Regions from separate parts of the Homo sapiens genome. Here region 2 is linked to region 1. Evidence: read pairs that join two places in POLR2A ChIA-PET (ENCODE). Cell type or tissue: A673. All regions are shown on one strand. Each heading gives the region's core, and the rest is flanking DNA. Links, peaks and the distances in the headings are about the cores only. Region 1 has its middle 24 kb from the start of TMC7. Region 2 overlaps SMG1 (SMG1 nonsense mediated mRNA decay associated PI3K related kinase).

Evidence for each region. ChIA-PET counts read pairs that join two places held together with the same protein. Peaks named below come from ENCODE experiments on the same cell type or tissue, not always from the same donor. Only the 100,000 strongest peaks of a DNase experiment are listed, where the experiment ranks them.
Region 2: POLR2A ChIA-PET joins it to region 1 with 7 read pairs; 3 of 35 experiments call an interaction of 5 or more read pairs at or near these places.

The regions. Positions count from the first base shown.
Region 1 is chr16:18,956,172-18,962,766 of GRCh38, forward strand. No RefSeq gene overlaps it. Among named protein-coding and RNA genes, the nearest start is that of TMC7, 24 kb to the right of the region's middle. In A673, for the core only: no CTCF peak of the experiment used is centred there; DNase peaks (open chromatin) are centred at 2,710 and 2,990; H3K4me3 peaks cover 338 bases; H3K27ac peaks cover 1,437 bases.
Region 2 is chr16:18,829,965-18,833,964 of GRCh38, forward strand. It overlaps SMG1 (SMG1 nonsense mediated mRNA decay associated PI3K related kinase), which reads right to left. Exons shown (of 63, transcript NM_015092.5): 51 at 2,976-3,202; 52 at 255-405; 53 at 1-151. Among named protein-coding and RNA genes, the nearest start is that of ARL6IP1, 30 kb to the left of the region's middle. In A673, for the core only: no CTCF peak of the experiment used is centred there; a DNase peak (open chromatin) is centred at 2,227.

The sequences.
Region 1 (6,595 bases), core at 1,178-5,177:
CCAGGTCGTCTTTTCTATCCATGCAGCTGCCCCCACGGTGGACCTGCCTGGCCCCGGGTCGTCCTTTCTATCCATGCAGCTGCCCCCACGGTGGACCTGCCTGGCCCCGGGTCGTCCTTTCTATCCATGCAGCTGCCCCCACGGTGGACCTGCCTGGCCCCGGGTCGTCCTTTCTATCCATGCAGCTGCCCCCACGGTGGACCTGCCTGGCCCCGGGTCGTCCTTTCTATTCATGCAGCTGCCGGCATTCCCCCGTGCAAGCTTCCAGTTTCCCTATCTATGTTTGCAGCCTGATCTTTCAGGCTGCTCCTTTTTAGAAAGTGATTTCTTGGGCTTTTTTTTTTTGTTAGAAGGGAAGTTCTACTGAGGACTCTCTTGCCGTCATTGTCTGCCTAAATAATTTCTTTCTATCTCCTGTATCACTAAGACAGCGAGACCATCCCCTCCTCTTCCACCTCCTCTCAGCCTCCTCAATGTGAAGACAAGGAGGTGAAGACTTTTGTTGTTTTGAGACGGAGTCTTGCTCTGTAGCCCAGGCTGGAGTACAGTGGCACAATTTTGGCTCACTGCAAGCTCCACCTCCTGGGTTCAAGCAATTCTCCTGTCTCAGCCTCCCACTTGAACCCAGGACGTGGAGATTGTAGTGAGCTGAGATCACACCACTGCACTCCAGCCTGGGCAATAGAGTGAGACTCAGTCTCAAAAACAAACAAACAAAACAAAACAAAGCATGCATTAATTGGCTTTAGGTTATCAGTAAGGCTTCTGGTCAATAGTAGTCTATTAGTAGTTAAGTTATGGGGGAGTCAAAAGTTATATGGGAGGCTGGGCATGGTGGCTCACCCCTGCAATCACAGATTTTGGGAGGCTGAGGTGGGAGGATTACTTGAGCCCAAGAGGTTGAGGCCATGGTGTGCTGTGATTGTGCCAATGCACTCTAGCCTTGTTGACAGAGTAAAATTCTCTCTTTCTCTCTCTCAAAAAATAAAAAAGTTTTGGCCAGGCACGGTGGCTCACGCCTGTAATCCCAACAGTTTGGGAGCCGAGGCGGGCAGATCACCTGAGGTCAGGAGTTCAAGACCAACCTGACCAACCCAGAGAAACCCCATCTCTACTAAAAATACAAAAATTAGCTGGGCATGGTGGTGTGTGCCTGTAATCTCAACTGCTTGGGAGGCTGAGGCAGGAGAATCGCTTGAACTCGGGTGACAGAGGTTGCAGTGAGCCGAGATCGCGCCATTGTACTCCAGCCTGGGCAACAGAGCAACACTCCATCTCAAAAAAACAAACAAACAAAAAACATGGGCATGGTGGCCAGCACTTGTGAGGCTGAGGCACAAAGATCACTTGAACGTGGGAGGCAGAGGTTGCAGTGTGCCGAGATCATGCCACTGCACTCCAGCCTGGGTGACAGAGGGAGACTCTAGCTTGAAATTATGTCTTCAGGGATTCTAGCCACAGTTAGACTTGGCTGAAAGAGGCAGGTGCAAGTGAGCAGCAGCCATCCCCCAAGGCCACTGTGGTTAGATGTGGCAATAGACACAGATACCTGTGGGCTCCAGTTTGTCCTTGCTGTCCTCTGCATCTAGCTCTTCTCCTGACTTCTGACCCTGATGACCAACACAGCCCCAGGCCCACCACCAGGTGCTTGGTGGTAGTAGCTACATACAGGCACAGGTTACCATAGAGCGTTCCCTTGGCCATCCTCTTTCAGTGACTAAATGTGCCTGGCTACTCAGATGGACTGGCCAGTACCTCCTCTGAGCCTCCAACTTTCCTCCTAGTCTGTCCCTTCCCCAGCTTCTCCTATGATTCTGTAAGGTCTAATTCCTAGAGTAACTCTCTTATCCCATAGCTCATAGTATTTCTGCATTGAGCCCTGACTGCTGCAATGAACCAGGCTACGCAGACCATGGTGAAGGCCAAGAGAAGCTACTGAAGATCTCTGAGTTAGGTAGTTGGCTTATATCTGTGGGTGCGGCTCCCTTAACTATAGCCAGGTTCAAGATTCTGAACAGAATAGTGTGCTGTGTGGAAAAAATTGCTGTTGGACTGTTTTCCAAATCCCCACAGCTGGTTCCTGCTGTGTTCCCATCTTGTGGGCAAGTAGTTATTAGGATCTTGTCTCAGTCCAGACAAGAGGAAGTGTTTGTGTTGTCATCTGAGAGCCCAAAACAGACTCCTCTTGATTAAGATGGACCCTGCCGGGTGCAGTGGCTCACGCCTGTAATCCCAGCACTTTAGGAGGCGAGGCGGGCAGATCCCGAGGTCAGGAGTTTGAGACCAGCCTGACCAACATGGGGAAAACCCGTCCCTACTAAAAATACAAAAATTAGCTGGGCATGGTGGGGCGTGCCTGTAATCCCAGCTACAGGAGGCTGAAGCAGGAGAATGGCATGTGGCGTGAATTCAGGAGGTGGAGGTTGCAGTGAGCTGAGATTGTGCCACTGCACTCCAGCCTGGGTGACAGAGCAAGACTCCATCTAAGAAAAAAAAAAAAAAAGATGGACTTTAAGGTTAAGGAAACAAAAATTACCTACAGGTCACGGGTTTAGGTATTGGCTGGCATGAATTCCTTCCTAAATTCCTAAATTCCTATGGCTGCAAGAATAACTACACTCTTGCTAAGCTCCCTCACAATAGGAGATGTCAAGGCAAATTATCATACCCCTCCTAACTTTGATTTATACCCAGACTGCTACAACTCTGATTGGACAGAGGACTGACCTTATAGACATTGTCTTCTGATGAGCAACTGCAGACCTTAAGCAGTTTCAGCCGGCTTATAGAGACTGCACACAAACTGTCTTTGTGTCCTATAGCTCACCTTTTGACACAGAGAGCCAAATTCCACCTCATTTTATTGCTAAAACCCCACCCCAATGTGAACATGGGATGTATGTTACACATATGTTTACCCATTGTGCATGTACTTAATTCCCCTCATAAATATGCGTAGTCTTTTCCCCAAACCTGCTGAATATGTATGATTCCATTGTGTAATACAGGCCCTGTAAGGCATAAAACCCAGCCTGCCCTTTCTCCCGTCAAAGAGAGAGCAGCTTCCACACATTCAGGAGACTGTCTCTTCCTGGTTTGTGAACTGATGTCACCAAATACAACTCTCCTGTTACTTAGTCATCTTGGTGGTCTTTGGATGACAGTATCTAACACTTAGAAGGGTTCATGAACAAGAGAACAAACTCCAGTCTTTTGTGGCTATTTATAGTCAACAGCTCAGCTTTGTGGCAGGCACAGGAACAGATTAAGTGAGTTGACTTTCAGACTGAGAGCAGCTCAAAATCTACCATCCATCAGGAAGTGTGTGCAGTAATCCAGGGATAAATACATGTAATTTGCCAAAAGAGGCAGTGGGTGCTATACTTGGAATCAATGTGAAGGTTTTAGAAATATACAGATGCTTGAATTCTGCTGCAACTCATTTAAATCTGGATTTCTGAGGGTGAGGCCTAGACATCTCTACTTTTTTTTTTTTTTTTGAGAAGGAGTCTTGCTTTGTTGACCAGGCTTGAGTGCAGTGGCGCAATCTTGGCTTCCTGTAACCTCTGCCTCCCGGGTTCAAGCGATTCTCCTGCTTCAGCCTCCCGAATAGCTAAGACTACAGGTGCCCGCCACCACGCCCGGCTAATTTTTTGTATTTTTAGTAGAGACAGGGTTTCACCATGTTAGCCAGGATGGTCTCTATCTGCTGACCTCGTGATCCGCTCGCCTTGGCCTCCCAAAGTGCTGGGATTACATGTGTGAGCCACCATGCCCAGCATCACTACTTTTTTTAGTCCAATTTATCAATTTTTTTTTCTTATCTTTTCTGGGACAGGGTCCTGCTCTGTTACCCAGGCTGTAGTGCAGTGGTGCAATCACGGCTCACTGTATCTCAACCTCCTTGGCTAAAGTGATCCTTCTCACTCAGCCTTCCTAGTAGCTGGGACTACAGGTGCATGCCACCGTGCTTGGCTAATTTTTGTATTTTTTGTAGAGATTTGTTTTGCCATGTTGCCCAGGCTGGTCTCAAACTCCTTGGGCTCAAGCAAGACTCCCAAAGTGCTGGAATTACAGGCACGAGCCACTTGCACCCAGCCCTATTTTTTTCTTTTGTCATTTGTGTTTTGGTGTCATATCTAAGACGGCTTTGCTTCACCCAAAGTTACAAAGATTTACTCCTATATTGTCTTCTATGCATCACATTTTAGCTGTTACATTACTGTTTAGTTCTTGAGACAAATGTTCATTAATAAAATCCAAATATATTACTATAAAAACTGTACCTAAGGCTGGGTGCGGTGGCTCACGCCTGTAATCCCAGCACTTTGGGAAGCCGAGGCGGTGGATCACGAGGTCAGGAGATCAAGACCATCATGACTAACATGGGGAAACCCCATCTCTACTAAAAATACCAAAAATTAGCCAGGCATGGTGGCACGTGCCTGTAGTCCCAGCTACTTGGGAGGCTGAGGCAGGAGAATCACTTGAACCCGGGAGGCAGAGATAGCAGTGAGCTGAGATTTGCCACGGCACTCCAGCCTGGGCGACAGAGCGAGACTCCATCTAAAAAAAAAAAAATTAGCCAGGCATGGTGGCGCATGCCTGTAATCCCAGCTACTCAGGAGGCTAAGGCAGGAGAATTGCTTGAACCCAGGAAGCAGAGGTTGTGGTGAACTGAGATTGTGTCATTGCACTCCAGCCTGGGCAACAAGAGCAAAACTCCATCTCAAAACAAACAAACAAACAAAAAACAAAAACAAAAAAAACTGTACCTAAGAAGGGTCATGTCCCTTCTCTCCAAAGGATGCATCTTGTTGGAGGGTCAAAACACACCAGCATTTATCATCACTGCTAGCTGAGGGCCCCAGAGGCAGTCTAGGGCAGTGGTTAAGGGAGCAGATGCCACAGTCAGTTTTCCTAGATCAGCAGTTGGCAGACTTTCTGTACAGGAATGTCTTAGTCTGTTTGTGTTGCTATAAAGGAATACCTGAGACTGGTAATTTGTAAAGAAAAGAGCGTATTTGGCTCATGATTGTGCTGGCTGGAAGACTAGCCATTTGGTGAGAGCCTCAGGCTTCTTCTACTCATGGTGGAAGGGAAAGGGGAGCTCCTGTGTGCAGAGATTACATGGAGAGAGAGAAAGCAAGAGAGAGATGGAGGGTGCAGGCTCTTTTTATTTTTTATTTTTACTTTTATTCTTTTTTTTTGAGACAGGGTCTCAGTCTGTCACCCAGGATGGAGTGCAGTGGTGTGATCACAGTTCACTGCATCCTTGAACTCCTAGGTAGCTGGGACTATTGGTGTGCCACCATGTCCAGTTAATTAAAAAAAAAAATTGTATACAAAAAAAAGGAGCAAGATGGAATCAACTATATCAGATTTTTCTCCCTGTCATAATTTTTGCAAAGGTGATCTCACTGCTGCAGTCCTTCCATTGTCTCCTGCCTGGACACTCAAACCCACAGCACAGTCCCTGCTTTTATTCTCACCCATCCTCTCTCTAGAACTCCAGTTCTGCCCACACAGTGGCTGACTCGCCATCTCTACCTGGACATCCACAGGCCCTGGGACTCAGTGGGTCCCAGACCTAATGGTCATCTCCTTCTTCCCTCCTGCAGCTCCTTGCCTGGTTTCCTGACCCAGGATCCTCCCAGTGACCATCTAGAACCTGGGAATCAGCCTGCCTCCTCCTTCTCATGCTCCCGGACCTATGATCAATCAGTAAGTCCTGTCGGTTCCACCTCCATGTTCTGGCAAATCCATGCCTTCCTCTGCTCCTTTTCTGGGTCACGCCTTCCTTGCAGCAATAGCCCTGGATCTGGTCCAGTTGCCTTCAGTCCGGCCTCCTCCAAAGCTGCCAGGGGACATTTCGTGTTCCCAAACAACTTATTTCTGACCAGGAGCCTCCCTTGCCTAAGAGCATCTCGGTTACCTTCACGTAGAGTAAACTTATGAGAAGAGGCTTTCGTTTTTTTTGAGACAGAGTCTCAGTCTGTCACCCAGTCTGGAGTGTGGTGGCATGATCTCGCCTCACTGCTACCTCCCTTTCCCAGGTTCAAGAGATTCTCATGCCTCAGTCTCCTGAGTAGCTGTGATTACAGGTGCCCGTCACCAAGCCTGAGCAATTTTTGTTTTTTTAGTAGAGACAGGGTTTCACCATGTTGGTCAGGCTGGTCTCCAACTCCTGACCTCAAGTGATCTGCCTGCCTCGGCCTCCCAAAGTGCTGGGATTACAGGCGTCAGCCACTGCACCCGGCTAAGAAGGAGCTTTTTGGAAGCCCCCAGATCTGGTCTCTGCCCACTTTTCCACCTCTAACTACAGATCCAGCCTGCCCAAGCAGGGTGACACCTAGCTCCCAGAACTCGAGGGCACACCCCGCTCACCCAGCTGTACTCTGCCAGGCATTCCTTTCCTCTTTCCCTCACCTACTTGGCAGACGAGCTTCTCTTCAAGTCCCAGCAAGTCTGTGTCTTTGTGGTGAAGCCACTTAATCCCCCACGTACTGATGGCTCTGGGCTCGTTTTTACAAGAATGAAATTTGCTTGTCATTTCCCTGACCCCTCGTGTAAATTCTTTGAAGGCATATATATA
Region 2 (4,000 bases), core at 1-4,000, 130 kb before region 1:
ACTCCTTAATAGTCTGTAGTCTTTTTAGAAAGAAAATCTCTTCTAGCACCTGCCGGTGATTATCATCATCAAAAAAATTAACTTGAGTACTCCTGGCTTCCCTTATGATGTCAATCTTTCGCCAAGCTATGGGAATTTCCATCTTGTTCAACTATGTAAATGAAAGAAAACAAAGTTCATTTCTCCACTCTTGACACAACTGAACAACTACTTTATGGCACTTGCATTATTTTTAAATCCAAGTCCACATTTACCTTTTCAACTAATAAGCTGAAAGCAGTTTCAACTTGAGCAAACATGCCATCGAATGCTACCAAAAGCATCTGGCCAGCTGACATTTTGGGTGTTTCATCAACTGAACCATTTCTCGGTTGGATTAATTCACCGTACTGAGCATGTAGTAGTCTACAGAAAAACAAAAGGAGTTAAAACCTTCGCTGAAAAGTAATGCCTTTGGTGGGAACATACAAAGTCAGTACATCTCACAGCTGCATGCTGTGAGAGTCTAGAAAGCCTTCTGGCATTAAGAAGAAGTGTTATTAGGCCGGGCGCGGTGGCTCACGCCTGTAATCCAGCACTTTGGCAGGCCGAGGTGGGCAGATCACCTGAGGTCAGGAGTTCAAGACCAGCCTGACCAACATGGAGAAACCCCGTCTCTACTAAAAATACAAAAAAATCAGCCGAGTGTGATGGTGGGCACCTGTAGTCCCAGCTACTCAGGAGGCTGAGGCTAGGAGAATCGCTTGAACCTAGGAGGCGGAGGTTGCCTAGGAGGCCAAGATCGCGCCATTACACTCCAGTCTGGGCAACAAGAGCGAAACTCCATCTCAAAAAAAAAGAAGGAATGTTATGATGATAAAATGGTATTTCATGTCAACCACAATAGGATTTCAATGATTCCAATTCGTTATTAATGACTGTTATGTGATTAAATTTTATGCAAACTTCAGTGATCAGTCTCATTTTTACACACAAAATATGAAATAATTTAAAATCCTGTATTGAAAAATGTCAGAAATCACACCATTCTAAAGCTGGCGGACCTAGTAAATTGTCAGGTATGTTCGCACTATTACTACAAGATACGATACAACCAAGTATACTTGCTATTTTGGGTATGCTTGGTTTTTATTTATGCACATTTTGAATGTAAGGTCTTCAGAAATTCACCCCTCACATTACCATTAAGACTTACATAGTGCTTATGTATCCAGGCACTATTTCTTATCACACACACACACAGAAACCATTCCAAATGGCTGGAACTATTAAGAATTTTTAAGAGAATTAAAAATGTTAAACTACCAGATAAATTTCTAATGGAAAAAGAGCTGTAAGATGGTATGAGATTTTCCTTGAGATTACCCAAAAAAAGCTTCTCTGAAACAAGGCACAGACAGGCTGCCATAGATCCAGGCACAAAGTTTGTTACCCAAAGTACACATTTAGGTAAACATTCCTCTGTATGAGGATAAGGGGAACCCAGATAAGATATTAAGAGAGATAAAATGAAGTCTGAAATTCAGTGCAAAACAAAGATGTACAGATCTAGCATTTAACTTTTTAAATACTGCTAAAAATTATATGATAAAGCTGTTCTATAAATAATCTAATATTTATGCTATTAATGATTATACTTTTTCTAGCCGGGCATGGGGGCATACGTCCATAGTCCCAGCTACTAGGGAGGCTGAGCCAGGAGAATCTCTTGAACCCGGGAGATGGAGGCTGCAGCGAGCCGAGATCGCACCATTGCACTCCAGCCTAGCGACACAGCAAGACTCCATCTCAAAAAAAAAAAAAAAAATACATATATATATATATATACACACACACGTACATATTTATGAATATATATGAATATATTTATTATTTTATGAATATAACCACTCCAAAGAAACATGAGAAACAGGAAATTTCTGAATGCAGGATAATTAACATTAAGGAATTATTGCTACTTTTTTCATGAAATAATGGCACCACAGTCAAGAAAAATAAGATTACATATATATGTATACTTTCTGCATTATTAATATTTAAGAATGAAAAAATATTTGCTTCTAAATAACTAGGGTAGTAAATTTAAACCAGACTAGCCCAGTGCAGATAATTACCAAAGGTGGTGGCAGGGGGTTCATTAGACTATTCTCTCTACAGTCTTGTATCTTTGAAATTTCCCATGGGAGGAAACGGTGCTACAATTCATTTCTACTCTCTCAATTATACTTCTTCTGTGAATTAGACATTGGAACGCCAAAGAAAAGAGGCCCTGAGTCACTAGGCACAAAGAAGCTTAGGGATTAGCTCTGAGTACAATGCATGTCTGCAGGAACTGCCCAAACTCTACAGATTCCAAAGTCAGATTGCTTTTCTGGACTAATGAGATGAAAAATACAATATCCAATTAGCTAAAACAAACTTACAATATTTAAACTAATTTAAAAGTATTCACCTGAAATGAGGTGTGTACTCTGTTAGCTAAATAAACTGTTTCAGGTGTCTCCAAGGGGTTCTACAAGATGGCTTAAAAATATCATGTTCGACTGTGTGTATGTACATGTACATAACTACAAGCACTAAAAGGATATATGTATGTATGTGACCGAACTATACACTTGCACACACACACACACACACACACACACACACAAATAAGTGCATGTATAACTAGTGAAATCTGAGTAAGCGGTGTGGACTATATCATTGTCGGTTTCATAGTGTTACTATAGATACTAACACTGAAGGAAGGATGAAGCATGCACAATACCTGCCTGCACTTTTTTTTTAAGCAACTTCTCGTGATGTATAATTATTTCAAAATAAAAAAGTTTTAAAAAGATACGTGTATGAGCATTTATAAGTAATTATACCTGCTCTAAAAACTAAAAGTAAACTTACGTTAAAGAGCTCAGAATCCCTTTCTCTGGCTGTCCCATCTCTTTTACAAGGAAACGGCACAGCCAGCATTCACTTGCCTGGCAACATCGATGTAATGAGCATGTGTTTCTTCTTCCAGTCCCATAGCTGCGTTTCTTAAGTAGGCCTGAAGAGATTCCACTAGAGTCTGCAGGGGAACGCCATCGGTGGTCTGCTCAATAAGACCGTCCAGTTCATGCAGCATACTTTCTAACGTGTATTCCCCTTTCATTAAACATCGAAGTGCTTCTGGAAATATGATTTGCCGGAAATTCGAATTCAATTCCTATAAATATATGAGAAAAAAACTTTTAATGTTTTTTGAGTTTAGCTAAGTTACACATTTGGAGACTTAGAGCCATACATTAAGAGCAAACTTATGTAACTATGCCATCAACTCATTCATGTAAGTACATCTTTTGTTTACTTTTTATTTCTACTTTTAAATATTTTCTTTTCAAATTCTATTTCATAGTCATGTGAAATTTTTCAGGAACTATTTCAAATGACTTTAAAAAGTTGTCATATAATTAAACATTCCTAGGATGATGTACCTTAAGAACAAAAAGAACTGCCCTAAAGTATGTTATATAATGTTATTAATTTTTAGGAATCATATTTCTGTAGTGATATTAGCATTGTTATTCTCTTTTTGGTTTGGTTATAAGTGGCTTCTATTTCCCTTCAAAAAAAAAAAGTCTTATCAAGGTATAATTTGCATATAATAAACTGCATGTTTAAAATATATAATTTGTTATACTTTGGTACTTGCATACACTCATGAAACTGTCACCACAATCAAGAAAATCAGCATACCGACTACCCTACAAATTTCCTCCTGACTTCTTAATCTCTCTCACTCACACTTCTCCATACCACCTCCTCCATCTCCAAGTAAACACTGATCTGCTTTTTCTCATATTATACACTCTCCATTTATAGGGGTAGAAATGTCTAGCTTTCTTTACTCAGCATAATTATTGTAAGTCATACATGTGGCTGTATGTTATCAAGGTGTCGTTCACTTTTATTGCTAAGAAGTATTCCATTATGTGGATGTACCATATTTGTCCATTTGCTTGAT